Regions from separate parts of the Homo sapiens genome. Here region 2 is linked to region 1. Evidence: chromatin contacts called from ENCODE Hi-C or POLR2A ChIA-PET data. All regions are on one chromosome and are shown on one strand. Each heading gives the region's core, a stretch centred on a gene start or an enhancer-like site at or near the end of the contact. The rest is flanking DNA. Distances are from core to core; before and after follow the strand shown.

Evidence for each region. A loop is a pair of places that touch in the nucleus more often than their neighbours do. ChIA-PET counts read pairs that join two places held with the same protein, here RNA polymerase II (POLR2A). Pooled maps may share reads with other maps.
Region 2: a loop to region 1 is called in a pooled map, with 2.8 times the contacts of the local background. The contact joins two enhancer-like sites. A Hi-C loop is called at or near these places in 2 of 168 maps with a recorded cell type or tissue (aorta and ascending aorta) and 6 of 50 pooled maps. POLR2A ChIA-PET finds 5 or more read pairs at or near these places in 7 of 52 experiments (AG04450, BJ, H1 and 4 more).

What each region holds. Positions count from the first base shown.
Region 1 is chr5:91,144,974-91,148,677 of GRCh38, reverse strand. The region is part of intron 87 of ADGRV1 (adhesion G protein-coupled receptor V1); the gene reads right to left. Among named protein-coding and RNA genes, the nearest start is that of LUCAT1, 170 kb to the left of the region's middle. Within about 2 kb of position 2,182, at least 5 of the 41 ENCODE cell types and tissues checked have a DNase peak (open chromatin) inside an H3K27ac peak, as active enhancers do.
Region 2 is chr5:91,278,898-91,282,128 of GRCh38, reverse strand. No RefSeq gene overlaps it. Among named protein-coding and RNA genes, the nearest start is that of LUCAT1, 34 kb to the left of the region's middle. RefSeq lists enhancers at 728-1,669, 1,412-1,671, 1,670-2,611. Within about 2 kb of position 1,973, at least 39 of the 41 ENCODE cell types and tissues checked have a DNase peak (open chromatin) inside an H3K27ac peak, as active enhancers do.

The DNA of each region.
Region 1 (3,704 bases), core at 933-3,432:
GTGCCCCAGTGGGGACTCTGTGTGGGGGCTCCAACCCCAATTTCCCTTCTGCATTGCCCTACCAGAGGTTCTTTATGAGGGCTCCACCCCTGCAGAAAACTTCTGCCCGGGTGTCCAGGCATTTCCATATACCCTCTGAAATATAGGCAGAGGTCCCCAAACTCAATTCTTGTCTTCTGTGTACCCACAGGACCAGCACCATGTGGAAGCTGCCAAGGCTGGGTGGGGGCTTGCACCCTCTGGTGCAATGGCCTGAGCTGTACCTTAGCCCCTTAGAGTCATGACTGCACACATGGCACACAGCAGCGGGGCCCTGGACCAGGTCTAGGATACCATCTTTCTCTCATAGGCCTCCGGGCCTGTGATGGGAGGGGCTGCGGTGAAGGTCTCTAGCATGGCCTGGAGATATTTTCCCCATTGTCTTGGCGATTAACATTTGGCTCCTCATTACTTATGCAAATTTCTGCAGCCAGCTCAAATTTCTCCCCAGAAAATGGGTTTTTCTTTTCTACTGCATCGTCAGGCTGCAAATTTTCCAAACGTTTATGCTTTGTCACCTCTTGAATGCTTTGCTGCTTAGAAATTTCTTCCGCCAGATAACCTAAATTATCTCTCTCAAGTTCAAAAGTTCCACAGATTTCTAGGGAGGGGGTAAAATGACACCAGTCTTTTTGTTAAAGCATAGCAAGGGTCACCTTTACTCCAGTTCCCAACAAGTTCCTTGTCTCTATCTGAGACCACTTCTGCCTGGATTTCATTGTCCACATCACTATCAGCATTTTGGTTAAAGCTATTCAACAAATCTCTAGGAAGTTCCACACTTTTCCACATTTTCCTGTCTTCTTCTGAGCCCTCCAAACTGTTCCAACCTCTGCCTGTTACCTAGTTCCAACGGCGCTTCCACATTTTTGGATAGCTTTATAGCAGCACCCCACTCTCTGAGGTACCCATTTACTGTATTAGTCTGTTCTCACACTGCTATAAAGAAATACCCGAGACTGGGTAATTTATAAAGAAAAGAGGTTTAATTGACTCAGTTCCACACAGCTGGGGAGGCCTCAGAAAACTTACAATTATGGCAGAAGGCACCTCTTCACAGGGAGGCAGGAGAGAGAATGCGTGCAAGCAGGAGAAATGCTAGATGCTTATGAAACCATCAGATCTAATGAGATGCACTCATTATCATGAGAACAGCATGGGATAAACTGCCCCCATGATCCAACTGCTTCCATCTGGTCCTGCCCTTGACACATGGGGATTATTACAATCCAAGGCGAGATTTGGGTGGGGACATAGAACCAAACCATACCAATGGTTGAAAGCATTGTTGATTTTCCACAAGCATTCTTCAAATTCTACTAAAAGCTGAGAATTTACAGAACATGTTAGGAATCTAGCAAGAGACCATGGCAAATTTTGAATGTCACAAAAAATTTAGTCAATGTAATTTAGGAAAACTGACATCTCACTAACAAATCTTTTTTTTTTTTTTTTTTTTTTTAAGACAAGGTCTTGCTGTGTCACCCAGACTGGAGTTCAGTTGGAGTGCAGTGGTGCAATCACAGCAGTGGTGCAACCTGCCTCCCAGGCTCAAGCGATACTCCCACCTTAGCCTGCTCAGTAGCTGGTACCACAGGCGTGTTTCACCATGTTTGGCTAGTTTTTTATTTTTATTTTTTGTACAGATGGGGTTTTGCCATGTTGCCCAGGCTGGTCTTGAATCCCTGAGCTCAAGAGATATGCCCACCTTGGCCTCCCATAGGGCTGGGATTACAGGTGCAAGCCACCATGCCCAGCTTCAAATTCTTTTCTTGGTAAAAACTTAAGTGATGCTGAAATCTAGCTTTATTAATACATGAAAACAGAATTGCAGAAGTATATCTGATTAGCTATGTACATTTTGTTTTAGAAAGCAAACTTCTTAACTTCCAAAAAAGTACCATATTTTCCCATCTATTTCACTTATTTCCATTTTTTCTTAGGAAAATGCTGAAACTGGGGTACTAATAGTGATCCATTCACATTGTAGATTTCTGGATGGGCAGCATTAATCAAGCCTCTGATTTCATTTGTATATCTCACCTACTTATCTCATTTGAAAATAGAATCACTGGGTAGGGACTCAGCAGAATTCAGTAGATTGCTTAATATTTGGCATGCCTTGCCTCACAGTAAATGTTACATAAGGATAAAGCTAACGCATGCATTCTTAAAGAGCTGCTGGCCCTTTAAATTCTTTTGCGACCCAGTCAAACTCTTGACAATTGCTGGGCTTTCGTCACAGACAGCAACTCAAAATTTGTATTGCTGTTCCTGACATCGCCTACACTGGCTCTCATTCATGGTCTCTACAAAGGATCTACTGTATACTTCTAATGGTGTGTCTATAAAGCTTGGTAATTGTGACCTTTATGTTCAGCCAATAAAATATGTTAAATTGTGCCTCTTGTATCTATTTATCCTGATGTTTCGGAAGCAAGTAAGAATCTCAATTAAATAGTTACTAAAATTATTAAATACATAAAAATAAAAGCAAGGCATTCAGCTCATTAAAGAGGAAAAGGAGTTAACATCAAGATTTTTCAGAAAACATGAATAAGTATCTTCATTTTGCGAAAAATGGCATTCTCCCGTGGTTCTTAACATTTCTGGGAGTGTAGAAGCAATAACTTTCTTGTGGGCCTGAAACTTACCTCTGTTGGTATAATCATAAAAAGTCTATTAGAAAATACCCAGGACCTAAGAATTACAAACAACTTTTATAAAAGTGAAATTAGAGGGCAATGCTCTAGGTATGTAGGCTAGTGTTTGATTTCTGCTGCCACTTCTGGAATACTATTATAATTTAGTCCTTTCTCCCCTTTCTACTCAAATGATCCCTTCTTGGGTTGGCATCTAATCTGTATTGTTAAAAAAATATGTTTTAAAATCAGTGGTTTATCTGCTAAAAATAAAGTGTAATTGCTCTAACCATGATCTAAAAGTAAACAAACATGTATTTCCCCTTGAATTAGAGTTGTTTTTTTTTTTGGAAACAATAATAATATTCTAAATTGTGTATGATAATAAGTGAATTAGTTTCATGTGCAAAGGACATCATGAACATTAGCAGAAACAAATCTTCCTGAAAATACTCACACACATCCAAAATTTTTCTTGTACAACAAACTTTTCACATGGGTATGACCTAATTAAATTGGCTACAGCAATAGACAAAACAGGAAAAAAATAAAACTGTCAGCCTTAAAAATTGTGCAAACGTTACTGATTTATTTCAGGATTTCTCTCAGTGTTGTGAAGTGATAGGGTAAAAGCTAGATCGGGAAACAAAATCCATGCTTTAAAATCCATCTCTGAGGACCCATTTGTTAAAACAGTGTATTCTCCCTCTTGTTTGTTTTTATATCTAGCCTTTTGTGTTTCAGGAAAGGAACTGCCTGCTGAAAATAACTTGCATGTGAAAGCTGCATGTTTTTTTTTCTTAAAAGCATAGAAATATACAGTAAATATTGTGAATCTTTTAGATGTGCTGCAGGAAACACAAATGCTTAAAATGGAAAGAAAAGAATGTTTAAACGCAGATTGTATGACATTTGCCTGTGTCCAGCCCAAGCTGGGCAAATATAGAAAATGGACTTTCATTATCCAAAGTACTCAGCTGTGGAGGTTTCTGACCTCAGGATAAAAACAAGTCCCCGTTCCAA
Region 2 (3,231 bases), core at 724-3,223, 130 kb before region 1:
TAATCTCCATTATAGGCTTAGAGAAGCTAAGTATCAAGTCCAAGTTCACACCGTCATAAGATGAATTTGGGTTTTTGAACTGAAGTCTGACTTGGTAAATGCCAAGGCAATATCCATATGGATATGCTAAGAATAATGAATCAGAATCAGGCACAGTTTTTAAAACATCAAATGATGTATGTAATTACTTAAAATCTTAAATTTTTATGCAATAATTTGACTTTTTTTTTAAGGCTAGCGCATTAAGTATACCTCCCATTACAACTAGTTCAAGTATATGAGATTCCATTTCTGGTCCATATTACTCATTTTGCTTTCTTGGGCTCTGATCCTCTCTCGTATTTTCATGTTTCCTATTTGTATTTGTTTGGGGCTTTTCTCTCCTTTACAAAATTGGGTAGTCATGCTTCTCCAGTAACCTTGGTGAGTCAGTTCAACCTCTAATTACTTCAGTCTCCTTGCCTGCAAGAAAAGCAGTCAAACTACACGAACACTCTATTGTTTTGCATCATTTCACACGTACACAGGGATAAGGAGGGAAATAATTCTCCCAATGAAGCAGAACCACCGGTAACAGCTGGCACAACTTCTAAAGACCCAGTCTGTCTTGAAAAACAGCCGCAAATTGTCCCTAAATAATAATTACCCCACCTGTATCAGGACTATCTCACTGACTAGCTGCACTTCATGACACAATACCTGCTATTAACTCTCAGCATGGATATAAACATTGCCATAATATTTTTTAAAACCAACAATGTATCATTTGCACATTAGGACAACAGAATGTTAGTTAAGGCACAGAAAACACAAAGGCATGGCTACCCTGTTCTTTGGTGACTCCATATCTAATTATTACCACACATGTCTCCAGTCTTTAGACAAATTTAGTTATTATAAGGGTGGTTGGACAAATAGCAAAGATTTGATTTTCATTAACAAAGGGCACATCAGAACCGAGTTAATCCTTCCCAGTTACCCAACATTCAAAGCTTCTAGTGCAGTCACTTTCTAGTCATTTTAGAACCCAGAGCAGTGTGACGATTTGATGCTTAAGTTTCAACACGTTTTATTAATCCATTCTTCTTGTGCTTCATTTAAAATATTGGAAACTATAAAAAGATCAGCGTGTTAATCCTCTGCCAGGAAACGGGAAAAAAAAGTTAAAAACCTAACAACAACACGAAAAGAGCAAGAGCGCTGGAATCTCAGCTTTGAGGAAACACATGGGATGAAAGCATCCGCCCAAGCTCTAACCATTTGTCACATGGGACTCTTCCCCTCGGGGGTGAATCCTGGATGTCCCCAGGATGGAGCGAGGAGGTCGTGCGTGCGGGCGAGTGTGTGACTGCAGGGGGCCTTGGCGGCGCGAGGAGGCGACGCCGCCCCCTCCCTCAGGCGCAGGGAGGGTCTTCCAGGAAGCGGCGGATCTCTGCTGACTCCGCGGCTGCGGGCCCCGGGCTGCGGCCGCCCAGGCCGGCACGTAGCGCCGAGCGTGACTCAGCGCTGACTCATCCGACTCGCTGCCAGTGGATTTCCCCCGTCAGCTGCTCGCGCTACTCCTGTCGCCGGGAGCTCGCAGGACTTCGCAGATACCGCTGCCTCCTTAGTCTTTCCTGAATAGCAGAGCAGTCCTGTCGCTTTAAACAGAGCAAGGCAGCTTTCACTGCTTTTGAATCCCGACCGAGCGGGGCACTGCCGTGCTTTGTTTTCTTTGCCTTTAAGAGTGCAATAGTCCACTAATCAAATTCTTTCATCAAAAGAGTGTTGGGACAAATCCCTGACATCGTCCTTCCACTGTGATTTGGAGATGACCTCCACCCAGGTTTCACTTCCGTTGTACCCAGCTCTCGTCTTATTTTTGTCCCTCATTTTGTGAATTTATCCTCTCACTACGCTTGATAACTAACCTTGGCGCAAACCCACAACTGTGGTGACGCAAATCAGGTTGGAACTTGGCATCGTTGTGTGCGGGCAGTGAGGGACTTACTGTAAAAACTGGGGCCTTCATAAAGGCGTTCTTATTTGCAATCCTACTTGCTGATTAGATACCGTGCTCATTTTCTGTCTGCCACTCCCCTTTGAAAGTTCCTGAGACAGGCCGGGCGCGGTGGCTCACGCCTGTAATCCCATCACTCTGGGAGGCCGAGGCGGGCGGATCACGAGGTCAGGAGATCGAGACCGTCCTGGCTAACACGGTGAAACACCGCCTCTATTAAAAAATACAAAAAATTAGCCGGGCGTAGTGGTGGGCGCTTGTAGTCCCAGCTACTCGGGAGGCTGAGGCAGGAGAATGGCGTGAACCTGGGAGGCGGAGCTTGCAGTGAGTGCCACTGCACTCCAGCCTGGGCGACAGAGCGAGACTCCGTCTCAAAAAAAAAAAAAAAAAAAAAAAAAGAAAGAAAGAAAGCTCCTGAGACAGATTTAGATGGACTGCTAAAACCTGTCCATCTAAATGGACCGGTTTAGATGGACCGCTCCCGGTCGTGCTCATTTCTTCTTCCCCAGAGTTCAATCTGCAGCGCAGCAGCAGGGCAGCATTTCTCTAACTTTACCGTGGACCGCCTGCATCAAAAGCGCCGCGGTAAAAATGCAGATTCTTGAAGCTCACTTCAAATTACAGACTCAGAATGTCCTGGCTGGGTGGGGGCATGGAGGCACCTGTCTGAGGTCGGGGCCTAGAAATAATCCATCGTATTAACCAACTACCTATCAGTGATTCTTAGGTACATTTAGGTTTGACAACTATAGCAAGAGGGCGAGGATGTGAGACATTATACTGGGTAGACTCTAGGACTCCTTACGATATAGAACACTGTGTTCTAAAATTGATGTTTAAGTTTTGATGGAAGGAAAAAATATTTCCAAATTTGGTTTTATATATTATATTGTTTGCTTTAACTGTATATTTATATAGACAAATTTCTTTTCTTTTTTTTTTTTTTTCTTTAAAGAGAGAAGGCCGAGGCGGGTGGATCATGAGGTCAGGAGATCGAGACCATCCTGGCTAACAAGGTGAAACCCCGTCTCTACTAAAAATACAAAAAATTAGCCGGGCGCGGTGGCGGGCGCCTGTAGTCCCAGCTACTGGGGAGGCTGAGGCAGGAGAATGGCGTGAACCCGGGAAGCGGAGCTTGCAGTGAGCCGAGATTGCGCCACTGCAGTCCGCAGTCCGGCCTGGGCGACAGAGCGAGACTCCGTCTCAAAAAAAAAAAAAAAAAAAAAAAAAAA